2 separate regions of the Homo sapiens genome follow, and region 1 is linked to region 2. Evidence: read pairs that join two places in POLR2A ChIA-PET (ENCODE). Cell type or tissue: Caco-2. All regions are shown on one strand. Links, peaks and the distances in the headings refer to the core of each region. The heading gives the core; the rest is flanking DNA.

Region 1 (8,328 bases), core at 180-8,179, 160 kb after region 2:
TGCCCAGGCTGGAGTGCAATGGCATCTCTACTAAAAATACAAAATTAACTGGGCGTGGTGGCAGGCGCCTGTAATTCCAGCTACTTTGGAGGCTGAGGCAGGAGAATCGCTTGAACCCGGGAGGCGGAGGTTGCAGTGAGCCGAGATCGCACCACTGCACTCCAGCCTGGGGAACAAGAGCGAGACTTCATCTCAAAACACACACAGGCACACACACACATGGACAGCTAGTTCATGGATTAGAAGACTCAATATCGTAAAGATGTCAATTCTTCCCAACTAGTCTATAGATCCAATGCAATATTTTAAAAATCTCAGCAAGATTATTTGGGGGCATGCAGAAGTTGACAAGCTAATTCTGACACATATATAGAAATGCAAACAGCCAAGAGTGACCAAGAGCAAAGCTCCAGGATTCATACTACCAGACATTAACAGTTATTGCTAGCCTACATTAAGATAAATAGGCCTCGGCTAGGTGCAGTGGCTCACACCTGTAATCCCAGCACTTTGGGAGGCTGAGGCAGGCAGATCACCTGAGGTCAGCAGTTTGAGACCAGCCTGCCAACATGGTGAAACCCCGTCTCTACTAAAATACAAACATTAGCTGGGCGTGGTGGCAGGCGCCTGTAATCCCAGCTACTCAAGAGGCTGAGGCATGAGAATAGCTTGAACCCAGGAGGTGGGGGTTGCAGTGAACCGAGATTGGGCCACTGCACTCCAGCCTGGGGGACAGAGGAAGACTCTGTCTCAAAAAAAAAAAAAAAAAAAAAAACAAAGCTCAGAAACAGATCTGTGTTTGATTTGATTTATGACAAATGTAATAATTCAGGGCAGTGGGAAGCGGTAATTTTTAGCAACTGGTGCTGAATCATCCAGACATTCTTTTGTTTTGAGAGAGGGTCTCACTCTGTCACCTAGGCTGGAGTGCAGTGGCTATTCATAGGCACAATCAGAGCACACTGCAGCCTCGTCCTCCTGGGCTCAAGCATTCCTCCCACCTCCACCTCCCAAGTAGCTGGGACTACAGGTGCATGCCACCGTGCCTGCCTAATTTTTTTTGTATTTGTAGGGATGGGGTTTCCCCATGTTGCCCAGACTGTCTGAATATTCATAGGGAAAAAGTAAACGTTGGCCTTTAGATTACAAAACATAAAAAAAATTTGACCATTCCTTCATACCATATACAAAAATAAAAATGTGAAAAGTTAAAACAATAAATCTTCTTGAAAAAAACAAACAAAACAAACTCAAAGTTTCATGGCCTTGGATAGGTAAAGATTTATTAAACAAGATACAAAAACAGCCATAAAGGAAAACAATTGGTAAATTATATTAGATTGTAATGGTGAATTTCTGTTAAGCAAAAATCATCTTTAAGAGAGTAAAATGGCCTGGAGAGGTGGCTCACACATGTAATTTCAACCTTCAGGAGGCTGAGGTAGAAAGATTGCTTGAGTCCAGGAATTCGAGAACAGCCTGGGCAACATAGCACAACCTTGCCTCTACTGAAAATTTAAAAAAATTAGCCGGGAGTGGTGGTGTGAGCCTGCAGTCCCAGCTGCACGAGAGAATCACTTGAGCCTGGGAGGTGGAGGCTGCAGTAAGCTATGATTGCACCACTGCACTCCAGCCTGGGTGACAGAGCAAGACCCTCTGTTTCAAAAAAAAAAGAGTAAAAAGACAAGCTACTAAATGGGAGAAAGAAGATAGTTGGTATGTATACATATGTATGTATACCAACACACACATATATATATACACATTCACATGCATATATATCTTAAACCTCGTATCTGGAATATATATGAAGTCTGCAAATCAATAAGAAAAAGGCAGACAACATGACAAAAAAACAGGTGCAGGACCAAATAAGCTCATCAGTCTCTGGGGCAATGCAACTGCAAATCACAGTGATCTGCAGGCTAAGCAGAATGGCTAAAATGTTTTAAACTGGCAATACCAAATGTGGTTGAAGATGGGGTTGCTGGAATGCCCATACTTTGCTGTGGGAGTGTGACTTGGTGGGACAACTTTGGGAAACTGTTGGCTTCTACTAAAGCTGAACATTTGCAGCCTTTCTGACCAGCAATTCACTCTTAGCTATCTATATACCCCAAATATATGCAGACATCTGACATACATTTACCAAAACACATGATGAGAATGTTCACACCTGCATTATTTGCACCCACCTTTCAAAAGTCTCAAATGTCCATCAACAGTTGACCATTGGGTACTCAACAACCTGAATGAATCATACAAGCATCATGTTGGGTGAAAGAAGTAGGAAAGTCTATAACCAAACAAAATCATTTTTTTTTTTTTTTGAGATAGAGTTTCGCTCTTGTTGCCCAGGCTGGAGTGCAATGGCACAATCTCAGCTAACCACAACCTCCGCCTCCTGGGTTCAAGCGATTCTTCTGCCTCAGCCTCATGAGTAGCTGGGATTACAGGCATGTGCCACAACGCCCAGCTAATTTTGCATTTTTAGTAGAGACATGGTTTCTCCATGTTGGTCAAGCTGGTCTCCAACTCCCGACCTCAGGTGATCTGCCTACCTTGGCCTCCCAAAGTGCTGGGATTACAGGCATGAGCCACCGTGCCCGGCCCAGACAAAATCAATTTATGTTGATAGAGGTTAACAGAGTGAGGGTAACAACCAAGAGGGGACATGAAGGGAAATTGTGAGGCACAGGCATGTTGTTTTATTTTGTTTTGGTTTGAGACAGAGCCTCATTCTGTTGCCCAGGCTGGAGTGCAGTGGTGCCATCTCGGCTCACTGCAACCTCTGCACCCCGGGTTCAAGCAATTCTCCTACCTCAACCTCCAGAGTAGCTAGGATTACAGGCGCTTTCCACCCCGCCCGGCTGCTCTGTCGCCAGGCTGGAGTGCAGTGGTGTGATCTGGCCTCACTCCAACCTCCGCCTCCCAGGTTCAAGCAATTCCCCTGCCTCAGCCTCCCAAGTAGCTGGGACTACAGGCATGCACCACCACGCCCGGCTAATATTTTTTTTTTTTTTGTATTTTAGTAGAGATGGGGTTTCACCATGTTGGTCAGGATGGTCTTGATCTCCTGACCTCAGGTGATCTGCCTGCCTCAGCCTCCCAAAGTGCTGTGATCTCGACTCACTGCAACCTCCATCTCCGGGTTCCAGCAATTCTCATGCCTCAGCCTCCCAAGCAGCTGGGATTACAGGCACGCACCACCACACCCAAATACAAAAATACTAATTTTTGTATTTTTAGTAGAGACGGGGTTTCGCCATGTTGGTCAGGCTGGTCTCCAACTCCTGACCTCAGGTGATCCACCTGCCTCAGCCTCCCAAAGTGTTGGGCCTACAGGAATGAGCCACCAAGCCCGGCCAATGTTTTGTTTCTTAATGTTCGTGCCAGTCACATAGGTATGTTCACTTTGTGAAAATCTGACAAGCTATACATTTATGATTTGTGTCCTTTTTTGTATATATGTTACACCTTGATAAAAATTTACTCGAACAAAAGAGAAGGGGAGTGAAGGGGTGGGGAGAGAGGGAGGGTTGGAGAACAGAGAGAAAGAGTGAAGGAGGGAGAGAAGATGCTAACAAAACGGGGCTGCACATGAGTCCCACCTGCTCTCCAGGTGCCTGGAGCACCCTCTCCCAGCGTCTGCTCAGGCACAGTGCACTCAGGCCGGGTCGGCAGCAGATGGCTAGAGCAAGGTGCCAGGGCTCTCTCTCGCCATCCTCTTTCTCCTGAGGGCTTGGATGTCACTCAGCCTCGCCCATAACTCTGTGCCCACTCTCCCTGGGTGGGTGGAGATTTGAATGCCAGCCTCCGGATGAAGAAGGGGATTAATTTGATCCTCCACCTGGGTACCTCTGAGCAGGCAGGCCGAGGACTGAGCAAGTGGAAGGTGTGGATGAGCTGCAGAAATGAGGTTGGCTTCTGCTTGATGCAGCCTTCCCTGTCACGTCCTGAGCAGGGGGAGGAGTGTGCTTGTCAGGACAAGGGTCACCGAGATTGCAGCTGCCCCAGGCGAGCTCCCCTTATGCTTCCCGCTCTGGCCTGTCTGCATCCAAGGTGCCAGGACACTGTGAAGAGCGTCCCAGGCTGGGCTGAGGACAGCCACGCTTCCTGAGCAGGATGCCAAGCCCCGTGGGGCCCAGAGCAAATGCTCCAGCCTGTCCTTTGTTTATTTCAATCTGGGACAAATGTTGCCGGAGAGGATCTCTACTATCCTTTCCTGTGCTGACATTCTCCAAGCCCGTCATGGTCTGGAGCAGACACAGCTGTAAGAGGAGGCAGGAGGCCTGGGCTCTGGGTCTTTCAGTGGCTTTGTGACCTTGGGCCCATCATCATGCTACTCTTGCCTCGGTTGTTCCCTCTTTGTGAAATGAGGGGTCAGCATCCTATGTCATCCAATTTGGTAACCATTAGCCATATGGCATGCAGCTTCTTAAATCTAGATTTAAATGAATTAAAATTGAATGAAATTTAAAACTTGGGCCAGGTGCAGTGACTCACACCTGTAATGCCAGAACTTTGAGAGGTGGCGGTGGATCGGAAGGGGGGGTGGATCGCTTGAGGCCAGGAGTTCAAGGGCAACCTGGGCAACAAATTGAGACCTCGTTTTTTTCTTTGTTTGTTTGTTTGTTTTCGAGACGGAGTCTTGCTCTGTCACCCAGGTTGGAGTGCAATGGCTCGATCTCGGCTCACCACAACCTCTGCCTCCCAGGTTCAAGCCATCCTCCTCCCGAGTAGTTGGGATTGCAGGCGCACGCCACCACACCCTGCTAATTTTTCTATTTTTAGTAGAGACGGGGTTTCACCATGTTGGTCAGGCTGGTCTCGAACTCCTGATCTCGTGATCCGCCCGCCTCGGCCTCCCAAAGTGCTGGGATAACAGGCGTGAGCCACTGCGCCTGGCCCCAAGACCCCCGTTTTTACAAAACAGGGTCTCTCCCCCAGGCTGAAGTGCAGTGGCACCATCTCAGCTCACTGCAACCTCCACCTCCTGGGTTCAAGCAACTCTCCCTGACTCAGCCTCCCGAGTAGCTGGGATTACAGGTGCCCACCAGCATGCCCGGCTAACTTTTGTAGTTTTAGTAGAGACAAGGTTTCACCATGTTGGCCAGGCTGGTCTCGAACTCCTGACTTCAGGTGATCCACCCACCTCGGCCTCCCAAAGTGCTGGGATTACAGGCGTGAGCCACCACACCCGGCCAAAATTTTTCTTTTTTAAATTAGCCAGTCATGGTGGCACATGTCTGTAGTTCCAGCTGCATAGGAGGCTAAGGTAGGAGGATCATTTGAACCCACGAGGTCGAGGCTGCAGGGAGCCATGATTGCACTACTATACTCCAACCTGAGTGACAGCAAGATGCTGCCTCAAAAAAACCTCAATTCTTTCGCCTTGCTAGCTGCGTTTCAAGTGCTCAGTAGCAACGTGTGACTGACTGCTGGCTCCTGTACTAAATAGTGCAGTTCCTTTTTTTTTTTTTTTTTTTTGAGACAGAATCTCCCTTTGTCACCCAGGCTGGAGTGCTGTGGTGTGATCTCTGCTTACTGCAACCTCCGCCTCCCAGATTCAAGTGATTCTCCTGCCTCAGCCTCCTGAGTAGGTGGGATTACAGGCACTTGCCACCACGCCCAGCTAATTTTTTATATTTTTGGTAGAGATGGGGTTTCACCATGTTGGCCAGGTTAGTCTCAAACTCCTGACCACAAGTGTTCTGCCCGCCTCGGCCTCCCAAAGTGCTGGGATTACAGGCATGAGCCACCACACCCGGCCATGTGGTTATATGACCTTTTAAAATTTTTCTGGGCTGGGCGTGGTGGCTCACGCCTGTAATCCTAGCACTTTGGGAGGCCGAGGCGGGTGGTTCACGAGGTCAGGTGTTCAAGACCATCCTGACCAACATGGTGAAACCCCGTCTCTACTAAAAACACAAAAATTAGCTGGGTGTGGTGGCAGGTGCCTGTAGTCCCAGCTACTTGGGAGGCTGAGGCAGGAGAATCACTTGAACCCGGGAGTCAGAGGTTGCAGTGAGCCGAGATCACGCCACTGCACTCCAGCCTGGGTGAAAGAGCGAAACTCCGTCGCAAAAAAATAAAATAAAATTTTTCTGAGCAAAGTTTGCCCAAAGCCCAATCTAATCAACAGATAAAATGAGGAAGAGGTGGCCTGATCCCCCCGTGTTTCCCACAATGATCCCCAGCCTCCTTCGTGGGGCCCCACCTGAAAAGAAGGTCTGAGCACAGCAGTCCTAAGCTTACAACACCAGTTGACCTCTGGTCTATAAAACAATGCCTCTTGGAAGAAGACTTAGTTCAAGACAACAGTAGCCACAACTTATCAGAGTTTATTGTCTTCCAGGCTTGTTTTAAGGCTTCTACACTCTAACTCACATAATCCTTCAATATCCTACGAAAAAAGTATTACCATCCATCCATATTTACTGTACCTATAGATGAGGCTCAGAAAGGTTGAGTAACTTGCCCAGGGCACACAGTTATGGAAATGGCAGGGCTGAAATTCAAGCCCCAGGTGAGTCTGACTCCAAAGCCCACTGTTGTAAGCTACTTCCCAGACCTGGGATGGAGGGCCAGGAATCTCCTGAGGTCACCACACCAGAATGCGGGTCTCCATCACCACTGGACAGCGAGTGAGTGTGTACAGAGAATCTTGGTGTTTCCCCGGGACAGAGGTGTGCTTGGGGAAAAGGGGCTCAGGAGAGAAGCCAGGGCTGAATGGACAGGGAATCAATCCTTCCAGCTGGACCAAAGCTGATGGCCTGGGGAAGTGGTGGGGAGCAGAGATAGTCCCTCCGCTCTGAAAGGAAAGAGGATGGGAAGTCTGCTCTTACAGAACACCCCGTGGCAGGAGGGATGGCCCCCATTACTTGGAGGACACACTGGCTTAAGGCATTTTGAGGAGGCCAGCTCTGGTTTCCTCGCCTCCTGCCACACCCTCCCAGTGGATTTCTCCCCTGTGGTTCTTCTTTAAGCCACAGTCGCTGTTCATCCAGGAGTGTTCAGTTCTTCTCGTCTGTAAAGCCTGTAAGTGATTACACTGAACATAGAGTTGTACTGGCCTGGATGGCCCAGGATGCTACAAGGCTTTGCCAATGTCTCCCGGGGGAAAAACAAGCTACTATAGCAGGGTGGACGGCGTCCTACAAAACCACCATTCCCTTAATACCATTTGATTTGGATCCTTGGATTCAGTTTACACAGAGGTCAGGTGACCAACCATCTAGAGGAGTTTCCAGGACCTGGAGATGTCAATGCTAAAACCAGGAGGATCCTGGCAAACCAAGACAGTTGGTCACCCTCACGAGTGGCTACTGTCCAAGAAACTCATCCTTACTTTCAAAATGCTGCTGGTCCCATGGACTTCATCACCGGAGGTCATTTTTAGAAATGTCAACTGGAGAATGAGGATGAGGATGGCGGCCATGCGTCCATGCTGCTGACGGCCAGGCAGGACCACAGAGTCGCCCAGGTCATCGATGCACACGAACATGTCCATGCACCCAGGAGCTTGGAACCCCTCAGTCAATACCATGCAGTTGTGAAACCGGAGGAAAACTGTGGCATGGGCTGAATGCGGTGGCTCACACCCGTAATCCCAGCACTTTGGGAGGCTGAGGTGGGCAGATCGCTTGAGCCCAGGAGCTAGAGACCAGCCTGGGCAACATAGTGAGACCTCATTTCTACAAAAAATTTAAAAAATTTTTTCTTTTGAGATGGAGTCTCGCTCTGTCACCCAGGCTGGAGTGCAGTGGTGAGATTTCGGCTCACAGCAAGCTCCGCCTCCCAGCTTCACTGCATTCTCCTGCCTCAGCCTCCCAAGTAGCTGGGACTACAGGCGCCCGCCACCATGCCTGGCTAAATTTTTGTATTTTTAGTAGAGATGGGGTTTCACCGTGTTAGCCAGGATGGTCTCGATCTCCTGACCTTGTGATCCACCTGCCTCAGCCTCCCAAAGTGCTGGGATTACAGGCGTGAGCCACCGCGCCCAGCCTAAATTTTTTTTTTTTTAATTAGCCAGGCTGGCCTGGGATAACAGGCATTAACCAACATACCTAGCCAAAATTTAAGATTTTTTTTTTTTGAGACAGAGTCTCGCTCTGTCACCCAGGCTGGAGTGCAGTGGCACGATCTCGGTTCACTGCAAGCTCTGCCTCCGGGTTCACGCCATTCTCCTACCTCAGCCTCCGGAGTAGCTGGTACTACAGGCGCCCGCCACCACGCTTGGCTAATTTACAGGCATGAACCACAAAATTTAAGATTTTAAAGATATATAATGCTTTCTGTTGTCCTATGAATAATACTTGAAATAAC
Region 2 (8,328 bases), core at 196-8,195:
GCTACAGGCAGCTGGTTTTCATTACAGGTGAGGCTGAGCAGATGGTGGGCATTCTTGGTGGTCTTTCCAACAGGCTCCAGACCACCTCACAACTCGGAGCTTGGGCCTTTGAACTGAGAATCTCATAGTTTAGGAGCTGTGGGCTGGAACCACATGCTGGCAGCTGCCACCCTCGAGACAGAAGGCCCATCGCCATAGTCATAGCATTCTTTGCTGCTGGCTGGCAGCTTGGAGAGGCGAGGTGGGCACCTCCCAAGGAGGAATGAGTTAGGTGGACCAGCCAGTCCTGGTTTTGACGACTGAGTTCACCAGGGTGAACAGATAGTCATATGGGAGCCCCTTTTTGTCCTTGGCAGGTTTGTGCTTCTTTTGGCCGGGCGCGGTGGCTCATGCCTGTAATCCCAGCACTTTGGGAGGCCGAGGCGGGCGGATCACCTGAGTTCAGAAGTTTGAGACCTGCTTGGCCAACTTGGTGAAACCCCATCTGGAAGGCTGAGGCAGGAGAATCACGTGAGCCCAGGAGGCGGAGGTTGCAGTGAGCCGAGATCGCGCCACTGCACTCCAGCCTGGACAACAGCGTGAGACTCCATCTCAAAACAACAACAACAACAATTTTTAGTCTTTGGCGATGCCCTGAGGCTCATCTCTTCCACAGAGGCTTGGAGGATCGGCCACACGAGTGGGGTATGCAGAGGCACAGGCAGGTGGGGGAGTGAGAACCCCAGGGCGCATCTGACCTTGGCGTGCCGGCAGGAAGAGAACAAGCAGTCCTCCTGGAAGATTCCACCAGAACTGTTTATTGGACAGGGGACTCAGACGATGTGTGTCCCCAGCCACAGTGGTGGCTGAGAGTGTCCCTATCCTGTGCATGAGATCCTGACCACCCGTCCCTGCAGGGACCGTCCCCGTGTTGGGAAGCAGGAGGGTATGTCGCAGAGCCTCACCCAGTGGGAGCCACAATCCTTATTCCTTGCTCCTCAGGCTTGGATGTTGCTCCGGCTTCTATCCCCCACATCCTGTCCTCCCTCCCGGAGCCCAGGGACCACCCATGTGAGGCTGGGCCACTGGGGAAATCTCGCACACGTAGCGCGTCTCACCAGAAATAGAAGCAGAGCCTCACGTCCTTGGCTGCTTCGCTGTGGGAATGCCTTCTAAGGCGCCGTTTTTGGTGATGTCCCTTCACGGATCTTTCAGGCCCAGTGAGTCAGCAGTGTCTGCATTCACACAGGCTGGGTGGGGTTGTTGGATCTGCCCCGGGTGGATGGCACCTGCTCCCTCAGGGCAAAAATTCACCCCAGAACATGAGCTGCACCCGGGGTTAGGTGAAGGTGACGGAGCCTGAACACTCAACACCAGAGGCAGCCAACAGGACGGTGTCTGGGCTTCCAAAAAGCCACCAGTGCCTAAAAACACTTTCAAGCACCTAACATCACTCTTGGTTTTGTTTTTATTTTAAACTCCATTACAAACCGGGAAATAGCTGTCACTTTCCTGTGTTCTGGGCCCGCTGTGCTCCTCCGTTCCGCATAGCGCGGACACTGCAGGGTGCGGGCTGCAGCTTCCCCAGGGGCTCTGAGGAACCCGTTGAAGTGACTGCACGTGCTTGTCTTTCTAGGGTTGCAGATGAGCTTCGTTTTCAGGGGGGTTTGTATTTTGTGTTTTTTCTGAACTTGATGGTGTGGGTCTGGACATCTCTTTCCAACCCTGGAAGATACCACACATGCTCTTCGTTATTAACATGATCACCCAGAAAGCTTTTGGGGGCCTGAGAACATGGCCCAGGCTCTGGGGAGCATCAGACTGCACCTGACTGGCTGGATAAAGACAGGGGTACCTGGAGCCTCCTGCCTCGCCAGCTCTGTGTCCAGCTGTCACCTGAGCTACAAGGGAGATTACCTGGGAGCCTCTCATGTGTCACATCGTGACTCATTCAGATACATGTTTTATTTAAGAAGCAAATCTATTTATCAGGGTGTTCCTGTGGCCATTTCTTCACCAAACCTCCAGCTGACTTTGCAGAGAATGCCAAACTCAGAAGCCGAGGAGTAGCTTAAAACTAGGTTCCCCATGGGGCACATCCAGCCTTCTGGGGAGCCCACTTGGTGTGGGGCACCCCAAACAGCACAGCCCCTGGGTGCTCAGAGGCCTTGGTGAAGCTAGATTTCCCAACACTCGATTTTTTCCCTCCTTACAGAAAAGCAGGGGGAACTTGAGGGATAATTCACATGAAACCTTTGCCATAAACCCTTTTAAATTGTTCACAAGTAAGAGCCCAACTTTGGAAGATTAAGATCCTGGCGTTTTTAGTGTGAGGAGTGGGCTGGCTGAATATGCTGCAGATTGTGAGCTTTTTCCTACCTGGTTGTACCTCACTGGAGGAAAAATAAGGATAATCCCTATAGCTGCTAAGGATGTACACGGTGATGGCACAGCCATCACCGCTTTCTAAGTTTAGAAGGTGTGCTTCATGCTTTAAATTCCCCGGCACTCATTTTGTACCACGCTGCTCTCTCATTCTCTCCTCATGCTGTCTTCCAGTGCCTGGTTCAGGCCAGTCCTTGTCCAAGGTTGAGTTAAATCATTTTCAGCTGGGCCAGGTCTTCAACAGCTTGGTGTGTGTGATGCCACTCCAGGGCTGAGGTCCTGGCTTCAGGAAGAATGTGGGGATCGATTAGTGATGTCTGCCATGAATGCAGAAAGAGAGATAAGGGTTGCGCATTTGCATTGCATGGTGGGAGGAGGAGTGTGCACATGAGCCAGGGAATCTGTTGGGCGTGTCAGGTGATACTTAAAACTCAAGGATTGGGTTCTCCATTCTGGGGGAGCACATACTACCTATACATTACTGAGACTGTAAAATGAAATCGCAGCCTCTGGGAAGCTGGGCAAAGAAGTGGACGCAGCATTGGGAGAGCTTCCCAGAAGCAACACAGAGAGAAAGCCCATTTGCCAAATGAAAAAGCAGATAACAACGTAGAAACAAAGCTGAGATTTCCAATAGCAGTTGCTTTTTTTTTTTTTTTTTTTTTTTAACCTTAAAATAGTGCCACTCTTAGCAACACAGATTTTCTTCCAAATTATGCCTTGAAGCTGCTCCCGGAGCCACCCGCTCATCAGCACCCTGCTCCTGTGGTCCTTCTCGTGAAAGGCAGAGGGGAGATGCCTGTTGCCCGCAGTCTTCTCTGCAGCTGCCGTGGGAACAGGCACCTTCCCGGCTGCTGGGGACACAAGGAGGGGGAGTCACCGTGGCTTGCTCACTTTCCAGATCAGCCAACTGCAGAACATTTGTTGTTGTTTAGATCCCACGTCTGACGGTTTAGAACAGCTTTTATAACATGGTTAAACATGTTTACAAAGCAAGGGAGACATCTCTTACCTTGACAACACGAGGCTCCCACAGACCGCCTTCCCCCACTCAGAGCTCCACAGCCCTGTGTGCTGGGCTGGCCTGTAGACCCACTGAGGCAGCTGTGTTTACAAGTCTAACGCCAAGTGTCTGAGAGGCACTTGCGTACGTCCCAGCATCAGAATCTGGCCCCCAGCTTGGCCCTGTCACGATTTTCAGTTTTATGTTGTAGAAACCCAAGCCTCTGAAATAACACTGTTAGCAGGCCTTAGTTCTGATTCTGTGTCTGGCTTTCTAGAAATCAGGTCTGCTGAGCTCAGCCAGTGGGGATCGGGTCATGCTGGATTGCAGAAAGCGGCCACTTAATTGGGGAGCAGGCCGCATTTAAGAGGAAGCTTTTCTGAGGGTGGTGGGATCGGTGGGATATTAAGTGGGGCTTCCTTGGAGGCAGGCGGGGCCTCAGGTTCGGCTGTGTTGGGTCACTCCCTGTCCCGCCCCGGCCTCTGGAGTTTGTGTGGTTTTGTCTCCTCTTTCTTCCTGGATCATTGTGCATGAGGCTGGGAGCCACACCGGCTGCTTAGGCTCCTCCTGCCTCCCAGGCCACCTGCAGGTCACAGGGGCTGATGAAGCCGTGAATCGCTTGGCTCTGTTTGGAATGCTCGTTCCCCGGTGCCATAAAGAAATAGCACTTGAACATAAATTTAATTTACTTAGTAAGGCCATTTTTACTTTCTGCAGAAAGGGTACACTCTCCAGCAGTTTTCCCACGAGAGTTCACCCAACAAAGGACACAGGGTCATTTATAACCTGACACGTCCACCCTACCGCTGTGTCCAGTTTCCGTTGGCTGGAAAGGGACCTCACATTCTCTATTTGTCCCGATTGGCTAGCAACTTAGAACTTTTTTAAAGAGGCAAAGGTAGAGGGGAACAAAGGAAGGAGGAAGTAACTTGTGGAATGTTGAGAAAGGTAAAAACACCTTCAAATAAGGAAGAGGAACAGGCTATGACCTAATGCTTGCTTGGACCAGTATAAGCATGCTAAGGCAAATATTTAGGCTAAATTGCGGGAGCTAAGAACATAACGTACATTGATTTCCTTATTACGGCTAGCAAATATTTAAGAATGTTAGCACAGATCTTTGAATAAATTTTGCCTCTAAGAGAAGTTAGTATTTATTCCTAATTAGACGGGGAGGAAAGTCTTTGAAGAGGAACCTCTGCTTTACTCTGTACAGCTCGGAGCTGCTTGCAGCACTCTGACACCTTCTGTCGGGATCTTTGGAAGACCTGCCTGGATCTCCCGTCTGTGGAAGGATCCAGGTACTTCTTACAACATCTGTGTTAGGGCAGCTGGTGACGGCACCCGGCAAATTCCAGCAACTGCCCTCATTCCACAGAGGCTCCCTCCTGCAAGGCCACTACTGTGACTCTGAGCAGCGGTTCTTCTCATGAATGTGATAGCTCGGTCAGCTCTAAGACTGCAACCTGCAGGGACTTCATGGGGCAACCCTGGGGTATGTGGCCAGTGTCTGTCCTTGGGCAGCCGTAGCCCCTGTCAGGAACAGGGAGTGACTCAGGCACTGGTGTCTTGAGACTGCTACGGTGTCAGGAAACTTCCATAAAATCTAGTGCGTTTTAAAAAAAGAGGCCAGAGCCGGCCAGGCACGGTGGCTTATTGCCTGTAATCCCAGCATTTTGGGAGACCGAGGCAGGTGGATCACCTGAGGTCAGGGGTTCGAAGCCAGCCTGGCCAACATCGCGAAACCCTGTCTCTGCTAAAAATACAAAATTAGCCAGGCATGGTGGCACATGCCTGTAGTCTCAGCTATTTGGGAGGCTAAGGCAGGAGAATCACTTGAACCTGGGAGGTGGAGGTTGCAGTGAGCGGAGATCGTGCCACTGCATTCCAGCCTGGGCAACAAAAGTGAAACTCTGTCTCCAAAAAAAAAAAAGCCAGAGCCAGCCTTTGCCTCCTATGTCAGAAATGATCATTTGCAGCTGCTTTGCTTTGGGGTAGAAGCCTCAAATCCTGAAACCCTTTACCCTGGGGCAGGTTGTCTTGTGCTGTAAGCAACAGAAACCCATTTAGATCATTTTTAAATAATGAGAATTTCTGTTGGAAGGATGTCGGCTTAGCTCACACAGTGTCTAGGAAGACTGGAAAATGGGTCTCAGAAACACTGCAGGCAGCTTTGTGTGGCAGGATCAATCCAGTTCCTTCTTGGTGACTGCTCAGGGGAACATCCCATTTGCCTTGCATGGTACTGAGCCAGAAGGTCAACTCCAGGCCTGTCTGCCTGTATCCGAGAAAGCAGCAGCTCCCCACAATGAAATGTAGCGTTTTCCAGCTCCGGATCCTTCCGCCATCCTCCCTGAGATCTACCTGCCTTAGGATCTGTGAGATCCACGCACTTTGCTTTTCCTGGGTGTCTGGTTACTGTTCACAAAAGTCCAGCAGTTTGGCCTGGTGTTGTCTTTGTTTTTGACTGAGCATCTCTCATTTCACAAGTATTTATTGCAGCTGCAGCTCTAAGCAATACCAGGCCCAGGGATGGGCGTCAGCACTGCCTTGAGCTGGTGCACAGCACATCCCGGACGGAGGGGCAGGGCCGTCCTGGTGCACACGCAAGCCTGAAACCAGATAGTAATTGATACCAGGGGAGCCGGCAGGGCTTTCTGCTCTACACAGTTAATGTGGGCAAGCTGTCAACAGTAAGGCACTGATGTCATTTCCGTGATGTGTCCAGTTGCAGCTGGAATTGTCCTGAAATGGACAAGGCAGGTTTACTGGCGGGAGACGGTAGAAAGGAAAAATAGCGCATAGAGGGCACCAGGGCCCTGTGACCCTCGTCCGCAAGTGTCTCCTCATACCTCGTGGTTGCGCACCGTGGTACGGGGCCACCCTGAGCGCTGACTCCCGGGCTGTGAAGTGGGAAGAACAGCAGCACTGCAGGACTCTTGTCAGCCTTGTGGTCTGTACGCATGGAAAAGGCCGTCAGCTGTGCATAGCAACTGGAAGCCATGGCTTTTTAGCATAAAGCCCAGTTCTTCGGAAGCCCTCATTACGTACTGCGCCTTGGGCTTTCTCCTCGCAAATTCCCAATCCTGCCCCACTGGGCCTGGGGACCCCACGTCCCTGAAAGGGTCGTGTTCCATCTTAATGTATATGAATCTTACTCTGTGTGTCAGTTACATCCTAATAGGTTAAAAACTTGCTCAAATGGTCAGAAGCCTGAAAGAGGCGTCAGGAATCCTGTGTGAGGTAAGATGGGGGATCTGTTTGCACCTTCATCTCTCCATATGAGATCTTCCATATGAGCTCTTCCAGAAACCTCTGCCCCAGGCTCCAGCAAGCCTGTAGGGCAGCGGCTGCTAGGCAAGGGCTTGAATTTCAGTCCAGATTCTCTGGTGTGTGGGTGGACAGTTTCCTTCTGGGACTGAAGGAGCACTTGGAAGATGGTGCTTTCCCTTCTAGAGCAAACCTTGGCATTGTCCCAGCTAAGCTCTCATGCCCAGGGCTTGGGGGTCTCCTGTGGCCTCCATATCCCTGCACCTCATGCAGGGCACGCAAGCATCCCACCCACTCCCAACCCCCCACCTCCAGCCGTCGTGCCCGGCATCTTTTCCCAGCATGAGAACCCGTTGGCTTTTCTCTTTTCCCGCCTTGCCATGAAGGACCTGCTGCCAGGATTCGAGCCTCAGACCTTGGACAGGTCTCGGGCCAGCCTCAGCCACGTTCTGCGTGCCCGGCCATCAGGGAGGGTAGAGGGTGGGTTTCACCAAGGAGAAAGGCAACCCGTGTCGGGGAGGGAGCCGATCGCTAGGCAACCTGGAGTTTGTTACCCTGGTAACGGATCCATGCACTGATGATGCTGCGGATGGACATCTTGTGACAATGGCCTCTCAGGCTCCCCAGACGCATCAGCGGCTCTGGATTCCCACCTTGCGCCCAGCGTGGTTTTCCTGTGTGGCTACCATTTAACGAACAGCTTGGATTTCTTATAATCAGGCACTCTCTCCGATAACCATCCTGCCAGCACCCCTGAAAGTGAAGTTGGGGTGTTCCTCACTGTGTGTGGGCGACCGCCTGGGGCATGAGACCAGGACTTCCAGGCCCCACAGGGTTGTGCGCTCAGACCTCAAGTAGGGGCCAGAAGAGTGTACTGAAACAGAAGGAATCTTGTGGAATTTGGCAGTTGTACCATTTTCTTAGCAGAAAACAGGAGCCCAGGTGGGAGCCATGTGTGTCGGGTTCCTCGTCAGGTGACGGTGCTGTTGCGGATCTCGCGGATGAGCTGAGGGGGTATCCAGCTTTGTGCTGCACGCTTCCTGTCCACTCATACAGGTCGTGGGCTGGTGAGGACACGGGGGTGTTGGCCCTCGTCCCTGCCTTATTTTCCCCCTCCCCTGCCCTGTTTTCCTGGTGCAGAAGGATGTTGGAGTGCGGATCCATGCGGACACCCTGTTTGGGGACCTGGGTGTCGGGGCAGCAGCAGGAGTGACTGGGTGCACGTGTGCCTTTGGTGTCTGAGCGTCAGGTGCAGCTGCCGCTCAGGGCTGAGAGGGGCCATGATTTCTCCCAGCCGGGGGTGGCAGGAGAACTGCACTTAGCTTGGGGGCCATGCGGGGCTGGCTGTGGACCTGGCTACCCCAGCCCATTCTTCTGAGGCTGGGACAAAAGCCTTTTTTGTACTTTGTGCTCAAAGAGACAATTATCCCAAGTCCCACTGGCCGAGCACGGCCTTCCATGCAGGGCTGGTGCAGGTGCTCTGGGCCGTCCCTCCCCAGCACCGTGTATAGTCTTAACAGGATGCAGTCACGGCCCCAGTGGAGGGGGATTTCCTTCCTCGTCTCCGAGCGTGTGGCTAACGGAATATGAGCCTTGGTGGTCCAGCAGGAGCCCCCCCGTGGCTGGGGTCCCAGTCATCGTCCCCACCAAGTGGCCAGCTTGGGGACTACTAAGAGCCCTTGAGGAGGTTA

Evidence for each region. ChIA-PET counts read pairs that join two places held together with the same protein. Peaks named below come from ENCODE experiments on the same cell type or tissue, not always from the same donor. Only the 100,000 strongest peaks of a DNase experiment are listed, where the experiment ranks them.
Region 1: POLR2A ChIA-PET joins it to region 2 with 9 read pairs; 3 of 35 experiments call an interaction of 5 or more read pairs at or near these places.

What each region holds. Positions count from the first base shown.
Region 1 is chr10:124,845,013-124,853,340 of GRCh38, reverse strand. No RefSeq gene overlaps it. Among named protein-coding and RNA genes, the nearest start is that of ABRAXAS2, 47 kb to the right of the region's middle. In Caco-2, for the core only: no CTCF peak of the experiment used is centred there; a DNase peak (open chromatin) is centred at 3,969.
Region 2 is chr10:125,004,923-125,013,250 of GRCh38, reverse strand. The region is part of intron 3 of CTBP2 (C-terminal binding protein 2); the gene reads left to right. Among named protein-coding and RNA genes, the nearest start is that of MIR4296, 24 kb to the left of the region's middle. RefSeq lists an enhancer at 4,894-5,399. In Caco-2, for the core only: no CTCF peak of the experiment used is centred there; no DNase peak of the experiment used is centred there.